Regions from separate parts of the Homo sapiens genome. Here region 2 is linked to region 1. The links are chromatin loops, found by intact Hi-C in ENCODE. Cell type or tissue: endothelial cell of umbilical vein. All regions are shown on one strand. Links, peaks and the distances in the headings refer to the core of each region. The heading gives the core; the rest is flanking DNA. Region 1 overlaps LOC107986178 (a long non-coding RNA gene). Region 2 overlaps LINC02360 (long intergenic non-protein coding RNA 2360).

The links. A loop is a pair of places that touch in the nucleus more often than their neighbours do. Peaks named below come from ENCODE experiments on the same cell type or tissue, not always from the same donor. Only the 100,000 strongest peaks of a DNase experiment are listed, where the experiment ranks them.
Region 2: it touches region 1 in a loop (6-fold over the local background); 2 of 110 quality-filtered maps call a loop at or near these places.

The regions. Positions count from the first base shown.
Region 1 is chr4:11,688,754-11,694,143 of GRCh38, forward strand. All of the region lies in intron 2 of LOC107986178 (a long non-coding RNA gene), which reads left to right. Among named protein-coding and RNA genes, the nearest start is that of LINC02360, 78 kb to the right of the region's middle. In endothelial cell of umbilical vein, for the core only: no CTCF peak of the experiment used is centred there; a DNase peak (open chromatin) is centred at 2,668; H3K27ac peaks cover 1,098 bases.
Region 2 is chr4:11,741,633-11,747,022 of GRCh38, forward strand. LINC02360 (long intergenic non-protein coding RNA 2360) reads right to left here. Exons shown (of 4, transcript NR_146995.1): 2 at 5,354-5,390; 3 at 1,479-1,614. All of the region lies in intron 2 of LOC107986178 (a long non-coding RNA gene), which reads left to right. Among named protein-coding and RNA genes, the nearest start is that of LINC02360, 25 kb to the right of the region's middle. In endothelial cell of umbilical vein, for the core only: no CTCF peak of the experiment used is centred there; DNase peaks (open chromatin) are centred at 1,839 and 2,519; H3K27ac peaks cover 2,483 bases.

The DNA of each region.
Region 1 (5,390 bases), core at 156-5,155:
GAAAGCACTACAAACTAATTCACCAAAATAGTCAGGCAACCATACCTTTGTAGTCTGAAGCTGATTATATCTGTATCTAAGAAAACTGCTCCTTGGAGAATTTATACTGTGCATTTTATAACATTGTAAAAGTCACACATATTCAGAAAAGCAAAAAGGAAATAAAAATAAAATTCTCATGGAATACTACCACCCAGATACAAGGAACATTATGTTGGGTGAATGCTTAGAAATTAATATTATGTATTTCTTTGGGCACTATGTATTTCTGACATTTAATTTGATAAGATCTTGCCTTAACAGTGTGTAGGCATCCTGACACCAAAGACTGCATTTTTCATAAAGTTTATTTCACAGCACCATGCATAAAGTATCTGGTAAATACATTTTTCCTAATTGATTAATCCATGGGGTACCTCTTTGCAGACATGCTTCAGCGATAACAGTTCCTCCTGCCTTCAGTCTCATATTTGAGTTTAGGGTCAACTGAGTGAAAAGAAAGTGGTTGGATAAGCAGAGAGCTCCACGATTGTCTCAGAAGTGGGATAATGGAATGGAAAGACCTAATCAAGCAGGTTCTCATTCAAGACTCCCCCTTTTCTGGGCACAGTCCTAAAAAATAATTCCTCTAAGCCTCAGTCTCCTCTTTATAAAACGGGCAATTATTAAAAATGCACCTTCCTGTTCGCAGTAAATCCAGTAATCCTTAATTTTTCATCTCCATACCTTTCTTTAGCTAACATAGGCGATCTAAATCTCTTTGGTAGACTCTTGCAAAAGTAGTTAAATAGTTTTATTTTTACTCTTCATTCCAGTTTAAACTGCTCTTTCTGACCGAATACGCTGCAGAGTTGAAGGCCTGCTATTTATAAACAGCGTGACTCTCCTATTTTCAAAGGGACTCTATTTTTAACTTTCGCAAAATCACCAAGATTTTGTGTCTGTTAAAAGAAAAATCATGCAGCAGAGATTTTTAAAGTAAAGAGTGGGATGCAAAACTATTTCCTAGAGAATAAAAGCACACACTTTTAATTTTTAAAAGTACTTTATAGGAAGCTAGGTAACTAGATTATCTACCAGAATGTTAGATCTGAGAGGGAAACAACAAATTATCTGGTTCACACCTTCTATTTATGGATGTAGAAATTGAGTGCTAGAGAGAAACCTTGTTCAAGGTCGCTCAGCTACCTACTACGAGAACTAGAATTAACACCAAAGGGTCTTAGTCTGTTTCAGCAAAGACAAATAAATAAAATGAACACTGAATGAAGATAACTACTCATGAGATAATGTTATTAATAAGTCATGGTTAAATACACAATTTCACTATCCTCTTTCCTGATACCAGTGAGGGAAGATTTCCTAATACTGGGACCTCTGAATGGGACTTATTTTCCTAAGGGATAGCTTTAAAGTATATATGTAAGTTGGGAAATATTTATGTACAGTTTTTCTCTGAACCTTTCTTTCCATGTGCCAAAGAAGTAATAGTACAGTGTTCCAGCCATATTAGGCATCTCTTTCTTTGTACACTTTCTTTATTCTTCTACGTAAATGCTGGATTCAGATTTATGCTTGTATAGGGGAAGGCATAGGCCAGTCTAGAGTTAACATGGGCACAAGTACACTCTCCCATGATTTCTACTTCTCTGTATTCACCTTTGTTTCCATCACTGCTCTGTGAAATACTTTGGATGGTGAGTTTCAAGTTTAAGCTTAGAGAGAATGAAGCTACCCTGGTCTTAATCCTCAATAAACTCTGTCTCCACACAGTGCATCAGACCTCACTATGATCTCTTGCTTGGGACAAAGATCCAGCTACTGGTAAAGTGTTGTTCTGCCTTTTATTTGCCTTATTATTTAGAGCAATGGTTTGCAGAAAGAAGCAGGTAACAAAGACAGGGTATTAGTGTTCCTAGATTACCTGGACTAACTCCTTCTACCATATTAAATAATCTTAAATAACCTCAAACTTACATTAGATCCAGTTGGGTCTCTTACATGGAGCACCTATAATGAATTCATTAGACACTGTCTGAGCTGTGTTACATGCATTCTTTCTAATCCTCAATAGCGCCGGAGGAAATAAAACTCTGAGATTAAGGAGTAAAATTCTAGACTATTAGGTTGCAAAGTGTTCTTACTTCCCAACACTAATGGATAGAAACAAAGGCTGATACTTAACAAAAGGATAGATTGTATTTAATATTTAATTTACAATTAATTTATTCAAATTCATTTTTAATTCAACCAACACCACCAGCAACCCTAACAGCATTTGTTAAGGATAATATTATCCATTTTACAGTTGTGGAAATTGAGGCATATGAAAATTATATGAGTTGCTCAAAGTCCAACAGTTTCGTTGAGACATAACAGAGGCTGAAGCCCAGGGATGGCAATTTCATAAATAACTCTTCCATAACAGCAGCACTCTAGATTTGGCTTGAGCAATGATTGATGCTCCCTTTGAGAAAGTGCTTTATAAAGACACACACATTTGTGCATGGTGTGCCTGAAGTTCTGGGAATGCACTACAAATAGGGTAATCAGGCAAAGTCACAGAGAGCCAGCTCAGGAAGAACTAGGAAGTTATTAAGATTTCTCTATCCTGGCCATGTCATGGTCGGGAATAAATAGCAGCTTTCAATAGGGATGTCTGAAAAACAAAATCGGAAGGAGGTGTTGTGACTAAGGTCTTATAAATCCCAAGGCTTTCCTGACCAAATGGAAGTTCATGTGCTGGGTAAACAGAAAAAGTCTAGTGACAACCAAAGTATGTGATTGAAAGAACTACCAGCTACAGTCAATAAAGGTGATTTATTTAAAGTCAATTACTTGAAAGTCAGCGGAATCAGTGTTGTTTGTTTTACCTTGAGTACTATGCCCTGTCTTTTCTGCACTGGGAAAAATGAAAAGGACCCAGGTAAAATGTCACTTCTGTGAAAGCTTTGCTCATCCCATAGTTAGTTACTCCGTTACATATCTTGCATATTACTCTGTATTATAAATATAATAATTTACTAATCATTCTCTGCCTGAGTTAGTTTGGTTTCTACCAGGGAAGTAGCCCTACTATAAGTAATATGAAATAGAGGATTGATTTTGGGGGTAAGCCACACATAATTGTGGGAGGTGAATAAGTCTGAGGAAAGTTGTTCCTTCAGCATCTGGCAGTAGACCTAAAGTCATTGAAGGTCAGCAAAGCCATCAGTCGGGGAAAAAATATAAAAGTGAAATTGGGGACGGAAAGGAACAACTGGAATCTGTAAAGAAAAAAAAACCTATGAGGGAAACTGGAACCCACATCTGCACTGCCTCCAACATCAGCAATGCAGTTGGCCATGAAAAGAAGATGATGTCCTTTGCCACAAGGCTAAATGCTAATCTGGTTCAAGACTTAGAGAAGATGAAAGAGGAAATCCAGTAAAAGTGGTGGAGCTACTCCAAGCCCAGCTACTGTCCCATGATAGCAATTAAATCTAAACCTCAGCAATAACATGGAAACATGCAATGTTTTTGTCACCAGAAACCAACATTTGCTGGGTAATAATGGCTCTTTCACTTCCACATTCTACATCATGATTAACTTTCCTTGTGTCAAACCTAACCTGGATTTGTATAAGGAAAGGGATTCTGGAAAGGTACAGCTTAATTAAGTTGACATGGTAAAAAACAAAACAAAACAAAAAACAAAACTATTTTAGACTATAATCTCAAAGAGATGCTGCATGCCTTATTTTTTGTAACATCTAAAAGTGCATAAATTTGTTTCTGAAAGATGGTTGCAACTTGTGAAAGTTTAAAAAAATCAGCCTCCAAATTATGTGACATGCAGTGTCGTCTATGTATCCTCCACTTGAATCTGTGATCAGCTATTTCTTGACCAATAGAATATGGCAGAAGTAACGCTGTGCCCATTTTGGGGGTCAAGGCCTAAGGAAAGGCACTTTTCACTTCCTGCTTCTTGGAATATTTGCTCTTAGAACTCAGCCATGCTGGAAGAAAGCCCAAGCTACATGGTGAGTCCGTGTATAAATGATCCACCTATTAGCTCCAGCTGGAGTCCCAGTGGATCACCTGCTGGACATGAAAGTGCAGAGGCCTTTGCAATGTCTTGTACTTAGCAACTGTCTGGCTAAAATTGAAACATTAACTTCGGGATAATTTGTTATAAAAACATATTTGGAATAGATTACAATACTAAATATGGTATACTACCATATTTTTAAAAATTGACATTGGCTTTGAGATTGAGCAATGGGGAGGAGATAGAAAGACCTTGAGGAGGCTGCTAGTAAAAGCCTAAAATATTTCAAGAGGGCTGTCATAGAGGGCTTAGAGGAAAGTAAGAATGGGATAATGTTTCTGGAAGCTGGAGGAAAGAGGATACTTGTGTGGTGGCAGAAAGTCTACCAACACTGTCACTTGTGTTAATGTCATAATTAGGAAATTCAACTAAAGATCTCAAGGATCTAGTTAAGATTTCCAGCCAGTGTGTTGGTAAAATGCTAAATAAAAAGCGTTTGGGACTTGCTGTATTTTAAATTAAAGCTATTTTCAATTCCCAGTCTCTCCAGACAGCAAATGATTCTAAAATTACACATGGCTTAGGTCAAAGATCAAATACAGGGTAGGATGTTCTGTCACCTGATAATAATTTAAGCAGTGGCTCATGAAAACTTTCGAACACTTAAAAGAGCCTTTGAGGATTTTAAGTTGACAGCTCACAGGTCCTTTCCATTAAACAATAGGGCTTCCGAAAATTCATTTTCTAACAGCAGCTTCACAAGAAACTCAAGGTGGAGAAGAGCTTTCCTAAAAGAGCTTTGTGATTTGGCTAAGTCTAATGGAGTGAACCCACATAAGAGTAAAAAAAAATTCACAAAGATTTTAAAATAAATTTCTGGTGGAAGCACCACCTACTTGGAAAAAAAGAAATAGAGGCTGTATAAAATGAAAACGGTGTTGGGAAGCAGGCTGAGAAGTCTCATTCGTTGCAGAGTCAATTTTCTTATGCAAAATGATGAATGACTTATGGGAAGGAACCATGAACTTTGAGCACAGAGCCAAAGTTTGGGAGAATCACTGTTATGAAGGAGGAAAGGGCCCTACAGAACATGTGTCTGGCTGGATTTCAGAATTGCTATGGACCAGTAACTGTCTGTGCTTTCTGTTTTCTCTCTTTTTCTAAGACAGAGTCAGTAGCAGTTATTCTGTATCTGTTCCACAGTTGGATTTTGAGTGTGGTGTGGAGAAGGGATTGGGGGGAGAGGTCAGATAACTTGTCTCTAGTTTATACATTTTTAGATTGAGAGAAACCAGAAGCCAAGGATCTGCACTTTAGGAAACTAATTTAAATAAAAACATTTGAACCTTGAGGATGAGTC
Region 2 (5,390 bases), core at 131-5,130, 53 kb after region 1:
TTCCAACACTGTACATGAGATCTCCACTGTGCTGTGGGCCATCCCTGGTAGCTGATTCTCCTACTGCACCTCCTGCCCACAAGAACATAAAAGCCTCCATTCCTAGGTCGTTTCTGTCCCTAAGACCAGACACATTCCTTGGCTGGTAGGCAAGGTCACAGGCCTTTATATTTTAATGAGGGATTGGAAAGTTAAATCTTGGCCTCTATCAACCTATAATTAGGGACACGCTTTGTCTGTATGTAGGCACAGCCTTCAGGTGCTTTGCCGTCCATGAAACATTATATGTCTACAACATAGCCTTTCAGCTTTTGGACACTGAAACCCCTTTTTTTCTAGGTCTAAGAGCATAGTCTGAGTTCAGATGAAAGAAAGGGGTTCTCAGATTGCTCTTAAGAGTCAGACCTCAGCAACAACCATCTTAAAACTCCAAGCTTCTCAATTTGGGTGGGAATTCCTCCCAGGAATCATTTAGAAATGTGTTGTGAAGTCTGTTTTTTGTTATTCACTTTTAGACCTTACTATAATTTGATGTGGGGAGAAAGAGAAGTGAAACAACTCACAATACACACAACACTTTATGAAGCAAAGACTTGTCTTACCTCATGCACACATCTTCTGAACGCTTACCATCACCTTCCCTGGGGTGAAAGCCCTCACTGCATGGCTGCTGTCACACTCTATGTGGGGGCCCAAAGCCAGGCTAAACAGTCCGTTGGGGAATTTCAGAACCAAACTTTGTTATTGCACTTGGCAAGGAGAAGGGAAAATAGCTTGATCTGGAAATATGTAGACCTGGATTATAGTCTATTGCATTTAAATTTATCTTGAATTGAGGGGACTATCTGAGACTGGGTCAGGCCCCAGGGCTACAGACTTCAGAAGACCACTGGCTCTCTACTGCTTACCTACTCCCATGACTTGGGGGTCAATTTCATCATCATTTGAACTTAATAGCATCTTCATTTATTTTATTTTCAGTGCTATTTCTGTGTGTGTGTTTGTGTGTGTATATTAACACAGTAACCTTTAGATATTATGTAGCTAGAAAGGTTTTATTCAATAAAGTTATTTTACATCCTAGGCTGACATGTACTTTACAACACTAATGGTCATTGTGTTTACAATTGTCACCCATTTTACTGACCATATTATTTGCTCTGAGTAAAAATATATATATATATATAAACATACATATAAACCCTACTGAATAAGTATTATCTTTGATCTTAGAATTTAAGCTTTTTCACAATATCGTTTATGGAATTGTATAGTAACTAGAATTCCTAGCTATAACTTCTAGCACTCTTTTCCCTATAGAAGGAATAAAAAAGTCATAATAAGAATAACTAATGCTTACATAGTGCTTGGTGGTTTATGAACATTTTCAAATCTTACATACCAATGAAGTAGGTATTACCAATGTGCAACTGCAGTTTATAGTGTTTGAATCATTTGAGCAGAGCAATGCAGCTTACACCAATTGGAGTCAGGATGTCACACCAGGTCTTGAGCCTCCCAAACCTGTTCTCATCACTGCATGGCAATTGCTTTCATCAAATGTTATTTTGAAAATCCAGTATCTTCTTCCTACAGTCATTGAGCATCTTTAAACTTGAGGAGGAGAAAACAAAAGTATCATACAATTAGATCAGAAAAATATATTTTTCTTTTTACTGTTTACATGCAAATATTTGTTGGAGGACATCATCCAAAGTGAAAGGAGAAAAATGTTACTTGAAACCACAGTGGTAACAGATACAACATCATTAAAGGGCAGCTGTGGACACATAAATGTGTGGAGTAAGCATTCTCATTTGTTTGATGATTTCCTGAACTGGGGGCGATTTGATCAGCACATTGGAGGAAGGTGGAGGGAGATAACACAATTGCTGTAATGACCTAATTTTCCAATAAAAGGGTTTTCAGAATCCCAAAATAAAACATTGTGGTATATAATGAAAATAAATTGAGCTGCAGTGCTGATGAAAACAATATCATTGGTGACGCTTTTCCATATCCAAGGGAAAACTTGGAGATTTATTGCTTGTATCGGACCTAGTTCATATCACCAAAGTCTGATCTCTTCAATACATTTACCATATGTGTAAGCACTAATCTTTTTTTAAAAAAATAGAACTTCTATGGGTAAAACGTCAATATAAAAACAAAATGAAATAACCGTATGATATGACTCATCACTTTGATAGTTTCTGTTTGTTGGTGTTAGTATTCAAGTGGTTGTCAACAATTTTTGCATACAACAATTATTATACATTTAATCCTGATAAAATTCAGTTAGGCGATTATATATATATAATATATGCACATATTCCTATGCAATTATTATTATTGTCACTTAAGCAAAGATAATAGAGACTGGCAGCAGTTAATTGACTTGCCAAATATAACAAAGCTGGAATTCCACCCTGCTTCTCTGACCCCAAATCCTGAGTTCTTCAAAATTCTTGGTGCTGCCTGTTTTACAGCATATCAAGATTTCACTACAATACAAAGTAACCCAGTCAATGACCTTTCTCCTCAGTTTTCCTGTTCACACTAAATATGCCATAAATATAGAGCCCCTTCCTGCCATATCCTCTAGTAACCTTAGTCATATTTCTTTGAGCCAATGACTTAACTAATTCTGTTTTCAGGGCTTAGCCATGGAATAAGTTTCATCCATGTGTCTGGTTCGTATTTCTGCTATTCATTTTTCCAAAATCACTAAGTGTCATCTTTCGTCCTTTCAAGTTTAGAGAAAAAAAAAAAAAAAAAAAAGCAAGAATTTCACTTAGAGTGTGACCTAGAAGTAAATTATGTTTCTTAATGGGCAATAATCATGAAATAAATCTGATTTTTTAAAACTTAAGGTTTTGAGCCAATAGATCTTAGATTATATGCCTGCAGAGTACAGGAGCAAGTGGGTTGGCCATATAAATGTTTTGCAAATAGAGAGAAAAAGCTAAGTTAACTTTTTAGAATTATGTCAGTCATGAGGTATTTTTCCTTAATTTCTTTCTGATAATGTTAGCTACTCTCATGTGCAAACAGAAAAAAACCTGAATGCACATAGTAAGTAAGCAGACATCAACAACAGCTACAAAAACAAAAGCAGTGACAGTTTGGTTGAAAAGCTGTCTACTAACTACCTTCTCTCTAGTGCCCATCATAATAAGATGACTTTTATACACCATGTGGGCATCAAATCACATTTTCTGATAGTAAATACTTTCTTATTTTACATGATGAAATTAAATACATGATAAAACCATTATATCACAGAATTCTATAAAGACACTCTGAATTCCAGGATTGTTATCACATAAATGGGTTTGTGATCCACTGAACTAGATATTAAATATCTCTTACAGTGGTGGTGGTTTATAAGTTTATAGTATGCAATATGCTTTTTGAAATCAGGACTTTCCTAGAAAATCAGTCAGATATGATCATCCTTGTATGTATAAATTGAGAATGAAAATATAAAGATACCCAGAAGACTTTCATCATGACAAAACTTTATGGGGAGAAAAAAAAGTCTTGAGAAAGTTTATCCTCCTCCTCCTCTTCTCTCTTCTTCCTCGTCTCTCTCTCCCTTTTCTTCTCCCTGTCCCTCTCTCTCTCCTTCTCCTTGTTCTTCTTCTTTGTGTAGGAGTCCGAAGCATTTAGCATCATCACTGGGCATATAGTGGATGTTTACAGAAATGTATATAAACAATCTGCTGTTCAAGGGTGAGTTTTTCAGTCTGTATTCCATTTCAAGCCCTGTGCGATTTGTCACTCTCATCTCAAATAGCTTTTTTTAATGTAGGGTAGTATATGAATGTTGGCTAAACATTAAGTGTAAGTGCACAGAGTTCAAGCACTTTGAGAGATGCATCGTGTACAAGTATGGAAGAGAAAATGATAGAAATCATTAAGCATGATGGCTCTAAGAGTAGCAGACAGAGGATTCAGGCAAGTTGGAAGAGTGGGAGCTACGAGCAGAAAAGCCAGATTAAGGGTATCTTAATACCTAAGGTAAAGTATGATAAGCCACGTGAACAGAATCAGTGGAAGTCAGCTTGAACAAGCAAAAGGAAACTTAAATCAGTTTTAGATGGCAAAAGTAACAAACTTTCTGCCGGATAAAATAAGAGTCAGTCAATGGAAAAGGGTATTTTAGTATAACTTCATAAAGAAGTCTTTACAAAAAAGTTTGTGTTGGGAGGCCAAGGTGGGCGGATCACGAGGTCAGGAGATTGAGACCATTCTAGCTAACACAGTGAAACCCCGTCACTACTAAAAATACAAAAAAATTAGCCGGGCATGGTGGCAGTGGGCGCCTGTAGTCACAGCTACTCAGGAGGCTGAGGCAGGAGAACGGCGTGAACCTGGGAGGCGGAGCTTGCAGTGAGCCGAGATCGCGCCACTGAACTCCAGCCTGGGCGACAGAGCGAGACTCCGTCTCAAAAAAAAAAAAAAAAAATTTGTGGACAGAAGACCTGGGTTTGAGAACACTGAATTTGAGGGGCTTGCGGGATACACAGGTAGATCTATCTAATCAGAAATGACTTTGTGCTAAGTAACTAGCAATGATGGGGCTGTAGGGTCAATCCCTCCACTTGCCTTCTTCTCCCATCTGCTTTTCAAGTTAGGCTTTCTTAGATCAACCACGTTGCTGGAAAGATATATAAATTCTTCCTTTCCAGCCCCAGACTGTGATGTGATCTTCAGCAATTAAACATGTTGTTAAGATCAGCTTAAAAAGAGTGGCTGCTGTCCTGTCCCCAGTTTTTTGGAGGCTATCCTGGTTTAAGAGGGTTGTCCCAGAGTAATTATTTACAGGACCCCTTTTCTCTCAAAAAAAAAAAAAAAAAAAAGTCCTGGATTCATCACCTTTGCCATTATTGTCATCATCATCATCATCATCATCATCATCATCATCTTAGTCATATAGATGATGTTTACTTTGCATGATCTCTAACAGCTTTAAATAACATTTGCTGCATTATCTGTTTCGATCCTCACAACATCTCAGTGGGCAGGTGGGGACGGAAGTTGACCCCATTTTAAAATAAGGACACCGATGTTTCAGTAACTGCACAGTAGCACAACTTTTTGGTAAGGCAGCAGCGTGTGAATTAGTGTGTTTTGAGTAGAAAATTGTGAGCTTTTTTCACTATACATTCATTTATTAATTTGACACTCTCATCGCCTTTTGACTGGATGATCTCATGGGGTAAAAATCCAAAAACTCATGATCAGTGGGAAGTTATAGATGATGCGAGGCAAATTTTAACAGGAACATTTTAAGAGACACACCCTTGGTTCACAAATTCACATTTGCATGCCAGATGTTTCCTTTTACCTGCCAAGCTCTTTTCCTCCTTATCGGCTTGAGGCTG